Linked DNA regions of Homo sapiens: region 2 is linked to region 1. A link is an interaction called in ENCODE POLR2A ChIA-PET data of the cell type or tissue named here. Cell type or tissue: Caco-2. All regions are shown on one strand. Each heading gives the region's core, and the rest is flanking DNA. Links, peaks and the distances in the headings are about the cores only. Region 1 overlaps SHPK (sedoheptulokinase). Region 2 overlaps ITGAE (integrin subunit alpha E).

Region 1 (4,380 bases), core at 196-4,195:
ATTATTCTAACCTCTCTGAACCTCAACCTCTCATCCACACAATGGGGACAACAGTGTAATCTATGTCACCAGGTTGTTGGGAATATCCGACGAGATCATGCAACTGATGTCCTCAGCCAGGCACCAGGCATGTGAAGTGCTCATTGTGGTTTTACTGTCTTAGGTTCTCCTCCTCAAGGCCAAATAGAACAGGTTACCCACCTCCGCACTGTGGCAGATCTTCATAAGACAACCAACTAGAAATGCTTAGCAACTGAACCCATAAAAAGGATATGCCGGCCGGGCATGGTGGCTCACACCTGTAATCCCAGCACTTTGGGAGGCTGCCGGTGGATCATTTGAGGTCAGGAGTTCGAGACCAGCCTGGCCAACATGGTGAAACCCCGTCTCTACTAAAAATACAAAAATTAGCTGGGCGTGGTGGCAGGCACCTGTAGTCCCAGCTACTCTGGAGGCTGAGGCAGGAAGACCACTTGAACTCGGGAGGCAGAGGTTGCAGTGAGCTGAGTTTGCGCCACTGCACTCCAGCCTGGGTAACAAGAGTGAAACTCCACCTTAAAAAAAAAAAAAAAAAAAGATATGCCCTGGAATTTTCAAAATCACAAATATGTAAACAACGACAAATGTGCCCCAATTCAAAAGCATGCCCTCCATGTCCTGGCATCTCCTGCAGCTATAGCCAGTCTCTCGGTTGTCTGCACTAATGTTCTGAGATACTGACATGGTAAAGAGAAAGCTATGGAAAATGCACTCTGCTGAATCCTTCAGGAGAATCCGAGAAAACACTCTCTTCCCTCTGCCTGTTCGTGGATAACGTGCTGATGATGTGGGAGTGGGCAGTTCCTTTGTTCACCTAACATTGGTACAGAATGCTCACCCACGCAGGAGGCAGCACGTATTCGTCCACTCCAAGAAACAAGACCCTATTCCCACTGCAGGATAACCCGACCCTTCACAGAAAGCCCCGCACAGCACTGCTCTAGTTCTGGAAGTGACTGCTACCAGCCTGAGAGCATCCCCGAGCCCAGCATACCTTGGCCTGTTTTCCAAAACACGACTCCATGCATCTGGCCCGACACCCCGATGCCCACGACGCTCCGGAGCTGGGGTCGGGGAAGGGCAGCAAGGCACTCGTGTAGGGCTTGGAGGATTCTACTCACATCCTGCTCCCGCCCCTGGAAGCAAAAGAGAACACATGGGCAGGGGCAGACACACAGGCAGGGGGAGGGGCGCAGGCCTCCCGGGATGTCCTGGAGGAGGAATGCAGTGGGCAGCATCCACTCCCTAACTTCACAGTTGAGGCACTGCTGCAGGTGAGTTGCAGCAAACTGCCTGGGCCTGCCCTCCACTGGGGTCAGACTCAGCTGAGAACAGCATTCTCTGTGCTATAAATAGAAGAAATAAGGCCAGGCACTGGTGGCTCAAGCCTATAATCCCAGCACTTTGGGAGGCCAAGGTGGGTGGATCACCTGAGGTCAGGAGTTCGAGACCAGCCTAGCCAAACAACATGATGAAACCCCGTCTCTACTAAAAATACAAAAAATTAGCCGGGTATGGTGGCATGCACCTGTAATCCCAGCTACTCAGGAGGCTGAGGCAGGAGAATCGGTTGAATCTGGGAGGCGGAGGTTGCGGTGAGCCGAGATCACGCCACGGCACTCCAGCCTGGGTGACAAAGTGAGACTCCATCTCAAAAAAACCAACTAGAGGAATCCACAGAAAGTTCAGAAGAGAAGAAGGGGAAGAGAATTGTGGCTCAGCTCTCAATAAATGTCAGCTCTTTGAGGAACTAGCAAAGCTAAGGTCTTAGAAAGGCATCTGAAGGCTGAGTTCTCAGACGTCTTGCTTCCCTCCCGGGAGTGCTGTCTTCCCCTCCTCGGAAAACCTCTCGCTTGCCCCTGTCAGCCTGCGGCCTTGGTCAGGGGCAGCTCTTGGCTCCTAACAAGCAGGAACAAAGAAGAGAAAGAAGGGAGGAGAGGAGGGGTAGGATGGGGCAGGGAGTACAGGGGAAGCACAGCCTTTTCCTAGGAAGCAGCCCCAGAGCTCAACAAGGATTCTACATGCAAGAGAGGCCACAGCCAAGAGGAAGTGGAAGACAAGAGGCACAGAGGAGCCAGGTGGCTATGCAGGATCACCAGAGGGAGGAAAGAAGAGCAGGGTGGGGACATGGGGGTGGGGGGCAGGAAGAAGGGTTCTGGGAATAGACATTTGTTTAGACCCTCACTGTCCAATACTGAAATCGTTAGCCACTTGTGGCTAGTCTGAATTGACATGTAAATGTAAAACATGCACCGGACTACAATTTAGTATGACAAAAAATATACACTATCTAATTTAATGCTTTTTTTTTTTTTTTTTTTTTTTTTTTAGCGATAGAGTCTCTCTCTATTGCTCAGGCTAGAGTGCAGTGGCATAATCTTGGCTCACTGCAACCTCTGCCTCCCAGGTTCAAGTGATTCTCCTGCCTTAGCCTCCGGAGTAGCTGGGATTACAGGCTCACACCACCACGCCGGGCTAATTTTTGTATTTTTAGTAGAGACGGGGTTTCGCCACGTTGGCCAGGCTGGTCTCAAACTCCTGGCCTCAGGGATTCACCCACCTCGGCCTCCCAAAGTGCTGGGATTACAGGTGTGAGCCACCGCACCCAGCCTTGATTATCACACATCAAACTGATAATGTGCTGGATACACTGGGTTAAATAAAATATGCAATTAAAATTAATTTCACTTGTTTATTTTAATAGGGCTGCTAGAAAATTGAAAAGGCCACGCCTGGCTCCATTTGTAGGTTACATTTCTTTTTTTTTGAGACGGAATCTCACTGTCACCAGGTTGGAGTGCAGTGGTGTGATCTCAGCTCACTGCATCGTCTGCCTCCCAGGTTCATGCGAGTCTCCTGCCTCAGCCTCCCAAGTACCTGGGACTATAGGTGCGCGCCACCACACCCGGCTAATTTTTGTATTTTTAGTAGAGACGGGGTTTCACCATGTTGGCCAGGATGGTCTCGATCTCTTGACCTCGTGATTCGCCCGCCTCGGCCTCCCAAAGTGCTGGCATTACAGGCGTGAGCCACCGCGCCTGGCCTGCAGGTCATATTTCTACTGGACAGAGCTAGTTTAAAGAGTCCTCCCAGCTGGGCGCAGCGGCTCACGCCTATAATCGCAGCCACTGGGAAGGTTGAAGCAGGAGATCACTTGATCCCAGAACTTTGAGACCAGCCTGAGACCAGCCTCAGCAACACAGTAAGACTCCACATGGCCATGGGGTGGTGTGTCATCCCAGGACAGAGCTGCTGTTTCAAATGGTCCCAGGGTGAGTGGGTGCGTGAGTTGTGTGGGGGGAGACACGGGAAGAAGTAAGCAGGCTGGATGTGGTAAAGACAAGGAGGCAGTGTTCAGCAGTTAGAAACAGTTTTAGGGGCGGGTGTGATTGGGGAGTAGCTCTTGGACAGACCCCCAGTGTAACAGGAATAGACATTGCCCCCACTCCTTGGCTCAGAATATCAGTTGGTCTACATCCACGTCGAATCCTCGCGCTTTAGACTTGCACACAGTACTTAGAAGCTCATTAAATCCTACTCCTCAGGCCTCTTTTTACAGCGGAGGAAACTGATGCCCAGAGAGGAAAAATAAATATAAACTGTGAAAGGGTCACAGAACTGCCCTCGAAAACCTTGTATTTTAAATGGGCAAATACCAAAAACTGATTGTCTGCACAGCTGCCAAGCTTGACCCTGGTATAGCTAATACTTATGAGTGAAAAGTATGAACTTGAGGAAAGAACACAGCCAGCAGATATTACTTTTTTTTTTTTTTTTTTTTTTTTGGAGACAGAGTCTTACTCTGTTGCCCAGGCTGGAGTGCAGTGGTATGATCTGGGCTCACTGCAACCTCTGCCTCCCGAGTTCAAGCAATTCTCCTGCCTCAGCCTCCCAAGTAGCTGGGATTACAAGCACGCATCACCACGCCCGGCTAATTTTTGTTATTTTGTAGTAGAGACAGGGTTTCACCATGTTGGCCAGGCTGGTCTCGAACTCCTGACCTCAAGTGATCCACCCACCTCCGCCTCCCAAAGTGCTGGGATTACAGGCAAGAGCCACCGCGCCCGGCCACAGATATGACTATAGATCACTGGTTCCTACTCGGGGTGGTCTTGTCACCTAGGGAACATTTGGCAACATGGAGACATTTTTGGTTGTCACATCTGGGGAAGAGGGGCAAGCGTGGCTGGCATCTAGTGGGCCAGAGATGTTGCTAAACATTCTACAACATGCAGGACACCCCTCACACAACAAAAACTATGCAGCCCAAAATGTCAGCAGCACCAAGGTTGAGAAACCCTGCTATATAGACTAACTCACAGCAGTGCTGTTTGTCCCAGA
Region 2 (4,380 bases), core at 124-4,123, 120 kb after region 1:
GTAGGTGGATCACCTGAGGTCAGGAGTTCGAGACCAGCCTGGTTAACATGGCGGAACCCCATCTCTACTAAAATTACAAAAATTAGCCGGGTGTAGTGGCACATGCCTGTAATCCCAGCTACTTGGGAGGCTGAGGCAGGAGAATCAACCCAGGAGGTAGAGGTTGCAGTAAGTTGAGATTGCACCATTGCACTCCAGCCTGGACAACAGAGTGAGACTCAGTCTCGGAAAAAAAAAAAAAAATGCTGGGCGAGGTGGCTTACGCCTGTAATCCCAACACTTTGGGAGGCCGAGGTGGGTGGATCACCTGAGGTCGGGAGTTCAAGACCAGCCTGACCAACATGGAGAAACCCTGTCTCTACCAAAAATATAAAATTAGCCGGGTGTGTGGCCCATGCCTGTAATCCCAGCTACTTGGTAGGCTGAGGCAGGAGAATTGCTTGAACCCCGGAGGCAGAGGTTGCGGTGAGCCAAGATCCTGCCATTGCATTGCAGCCTGGGCAACGAGAGCAAAACTCCATCTCAAAAACAACAACCACAAAAAAAGAGATATTAGAGATATTATCATCAACGATCACCCTTGGGTAAGAAAGTGGGTGCGGAGAGCGATGCCGCTGCCCCGCCCAGCCGCCATCCAGCCTGAGCACCTCCCCATCACTGCCCACTGGTGCCAGGCAGGGCCAGGGCACTCCCAGCCTCCATCACCTCTGTGTCAGGCTGAGTGCCACAGCCTCAGCAAGCTCATGAAGATGGAGACTCTCCCACCTGCTCGCTGAGACGGTACACGTAGACTCTGCCTTCTTCTCCATGAACGTGGTAAAATGGAGCAGCCACCAGCAAGAAGTCCGTGCTTCCATCCATGTCAATGTCCACAGGGCACAGCTCAGAGCCAAAATAGGACCCCATCTACAGCCCGGGAGGAACTCAGCTCACCAGGAGCCCCGCTCCTGCACCCCTCAGCAAGGCTACACCCCTGCCCGCGTGCTTCCTGGACCACCCAATTTGGGTCGTTACATATCAATTTGCTCACTGAGAGTAACAGAAGAGTGGAGGAGCAGCCCAGGCCCCACAGCGGAGGAAACTGCCTAGCAATCAGACATGCAGAGCTGAAGCAGAGCCCTCGAGCTCCACTCAGGAGCCTGAGTTTCACCCAGCCCGGGCCCTGGCCCACTGTGCACCGTGGGACCCACTCCTTTCCCTTGGGGGCCTCCAGATTCCCCATCGGTCATAAGGGGTGGAGGCTTTCCCCAGCAGGTACCTGCTCTCCCTCCAGCACTGGCAGGAAGCTGGCCTCTCTGCCCTCCTTCTGGAGCTCAAACACGGCCCCATGATGTTTGTACCGTGGAGCCCCCGCGATGTAGGAGAGGCTGCAGGTCTTGTGCAGCACGGCCACAGCGTAACCTGGGGCAAGGGTGGTGTGGCTGTGAACACACCGTGTGCTCCCACCTGGCCTCTCTCTTGGCCCCGGCACCTTCCCAGTCAGGCCTTCAAAGTGGCCTGGGGAGGGGGGCAAAATAGGAGAGACTGTCTTTCTCACTATGTTAAAAATCGGCATCAGCGAGCACTCTCACTTTGCCAGTCACACACATCCCCATCACACAGATATGATGCACACGCTGTCTGTCACGTATGCAGCTTTGCTCGAAATACTCGTTCGCACACATTCACTACCCACGCTCCCACACACACCCTAGGAGGACGGAGAAGAGGGGTGAGAGGACGCCCACCACTATTATTATTTTTATTTATTTATTTATTTATTTTTGAGACAGAGTCTCAGTCTGTCGCCCACGCTGGAGTGCAGTGGCACAGTCTTGGCTCATTGCAACCTCCCCCTCCCGGGTTCAAGCGATTCTTGTGCCTCAGCCTTCCGAGTACGTGGGACTACAGGCATCCGCCACCACGCCTAGCTAATTTTTGTATTTTTAGTAGAGACAGGGTTTTGCCATGTTGGCCGGGCTGGTCTCCAGACCTCAGATGATCCGCCCGCATCGGCCTCCTGGGATTACAGGCGTGAGCTACTGCACCACTATTATTAATGGAGAGGCCCCGCCCTCCCCTGGGTGGCTGCTGTGCCTGGTGTGTACCTGACAGGCCTTGTACCTACCCAGGAGGCTGTAGTACTCAGCCTCACGGTCCCTAACCAGGACCCGCCCCTCGGCCCATGTGACTGACCAGGTCCCGCCCCCATCCGGAAACCTCAAGTGCAGCCTAATGCGCAGCCTCGGTGTCCCCATCTCGGCCCCGCCCTCGCCCAGGTGGCCTCTAGGCCCCGCCCTCACCCAGGTGGTCTCCAGGCCCCACCCTCCTCACGTAACTTCCAGGCCCCGCCCTCTCCCAGGTAGCCCCCAGGCCCCACCCTCGCCCACGTGGCCTCCATGCCCCGCCCTCACCCAGGTAGCCCCCAGGCCCCACCCTCGCCCAGGTAGCCTCCAGGCCCCGCCCTCACCCAGGTAGCCCCCAGGCCCCACCCTCGCCCAGGTAGGCCCCGCCCTCGCCCACGTAGCCCTCAGGCCCCACCCTCGCCCAGGGAGCCTCCAGGCCCCGCCCTCATCAGGTGGCCCCGCCCTCATCAGGTGGCCCCGCCCTCACCCAGGTAGCTGTACTGCGCAGCCTCCGCGTCTGCCGCCGCCGCCGCTGTCTGGTTCAGGAAGCGGCCCCGGCGGCTGCGTGTGTCGTAGAGCAACGCCCCTCCGGACCAGTCAAAGGCCCCGACGGCGCCGAGCAGCACCTGCCGCTGAAGGGGACGGGGATGGGGCCCAGATGAGTGGGAGGGACCCAAGGCCGGGCCACGGTGGCCGCGGGTCTCCGGGCCAGCGCGGCTAACCTGGCTGGGAGCAGGGGGGCGTTCGGTGGTCTAGTGCCCGCCTGGCCAGAGATGCAGGCGGGAAGGTGAGATGGCCAACACTGGGCTCCTGCCTCGTGCCCTTGCACTCCCTCCTCCGGGAGAAGCAAGCAGCTTGGTTGATAAGCTGACCCAGGCCGAGTCCTGTTGCCTGGTCTGTATTCAGGGGAACAACTGGATGTTTGAGCACACAGAAAAAAGCGACCTCCTGTCATCAATATGGCCACCCTTTTGTTGCAGTGAGCCGAGACTGCACCGCTGCACTCCAGACTGGGCGACAGAGCAAGACTCCGTCTCAAAATAAATAAATAAATTAATTAATTAAAATAAAATCGCTCTTTTACAGGAATCACCACAGGTAGGGCAGAGCCCTGGATGGGAGGCAGGAGTCCCTGAATCCTAGGTGTCCTGGGCCCCTCACCAATGGGCAAGCCTGCCTGGTGCTGAGTCAGCCACGTACCTCATCCAGGATCTGAGCACTGAAGCCAATCTGTGCCAGCTGGTAGTGAAGGGCGTCTCCAACCGTGCCTGCAAGCCAAGAAGCCCAGTGAGACTGCTGTGGGCCGAGGTGAAGGGAGAAACTGAGTCAGGGGACAGTCCAGCTTGGCCTCACTCCCAGAAGGAACCATGCTTGGTGTAACAGGAAGAGAACCCGGCTGAGGGTAGAGACCCAGGTTCTCCTTGAGCAACTACTATCTGGGCAGTTCACTCTTTCTAGGCCTCAGTTTCCTCGTCTGTGAGCTCCTGGGAGAAGGGACTATGCCCCAGCCATCCTTGTTTCTCCAGCACCAGCTCAGTTCATCAGAGCTTCATGGAGATTCTGGGACGCAAGGAGGCCTGGGGATATTGTTGGCCTTTTTTTTTTTTTTTTTTTTTTTTTTTGAGACAGTGTCTCACTCTGTTGCTCAGGCTGGAGTGCCATGGCTCAATATCAGCTCACTGCAACTTGTGCCTCCCAAGGTCAAGTGACCTGGTGCCTTAGCTTCCCAAGTAGCTGGGAATAGAGGTCATGCGCCACCACGCCTGGCTAATTTTTTTTTTTTTTTTTTTGAGATGGAGCCTCGCTCTGTCACCCATCCTGGAGTGCAGTGGCGCGATCTTGGCTCACTGCAACCTCTGCCTCCTGGGTTCGAGTGATTCTTCTGTCTCGGGCTCCTGAGTAGCTGGGATCACAGGCATGCACCACCACGCCTGGCTACATTTTTTTGTATTTTTAGTAGAAACAGGATTTCACCATGTTGGCCAGGCTGGTCTTGAACTCCAGACCTCAGGTGATCCACCGGCCTTGGCCTCCCAGAGTGTTGGGATTATGGGCGTGAGCCACCACACCTGGCCCCAGCTACTTTTTGTTTTAGTAGAGATGGGGTTTTGCCATGTTGCCCAGGCGGGTCTCAAACTCCTGGCCTCAAGCAATCCACCTGCCTCTGTCTCCCAAAGTGTTGGGATAACAGGCATGAGCCACCACACCCGGCCATTGCCTTTTTAGACATGGAAGAGCTGAGGTTCAGGGAGATGATGGGAGTTGCTCAGAGAAA

What was found. ChIA-PET counts read pairs that join two places held together with the same protein. Peaks named below come from ENCODE experiments on the same cell type or tissue, not always from the same donor. Only the 100,000 strongest peaks of a DNase experiment are listed, where the experiment ranks them.
Region 2: POLR2A ChIA-PET joins it to region 1 with 5 read pairs; 2 of 35 experiments call an interaction of 5 or more read pairs at or near these places.

What each region holds. Positions count from the first base shown.
Region 1 is chr17:3,629,172-3,633,551 of GRCh38, forward strand. SHPK (sedoheptulokinase) reads right to left here. Exons shown (of 7, transcript NM_013276.4): 2 at 1,034-1,175. Among named protein-coding and RNA genes, the nearest start is that of SHPK, 4.9 kb to the right of the region's middle. In Caco-2, for the core only: no CTCF peak of the experiment used is centred there; no DNase peak of the experiment used is centred there.
Region 2 is chr17:3,752,525-3,756,904 of GRCh38, forward strand. It overlaps ITGAE (integrin subunit alpha E), which reads right to left. Exons shown (of 31, transcript NM_002208.5): 11 at 3,306-3,373; 12 at 2,593-2,737; 13 at 1,259-1,401; 14 at 766-906. Among named protein-coding and RNA genes, the nearest start is that of HASPIN, 31 kb to the left of the region's middle. RefSeq lists an enhancer at 2,617-3,320. In Caco-2, for the core only: no CTCF peak of the experiment used is centred there; a DNase peak (open chromatin) is centred at 2,257; H3K4me3 peaks cover 875 bases.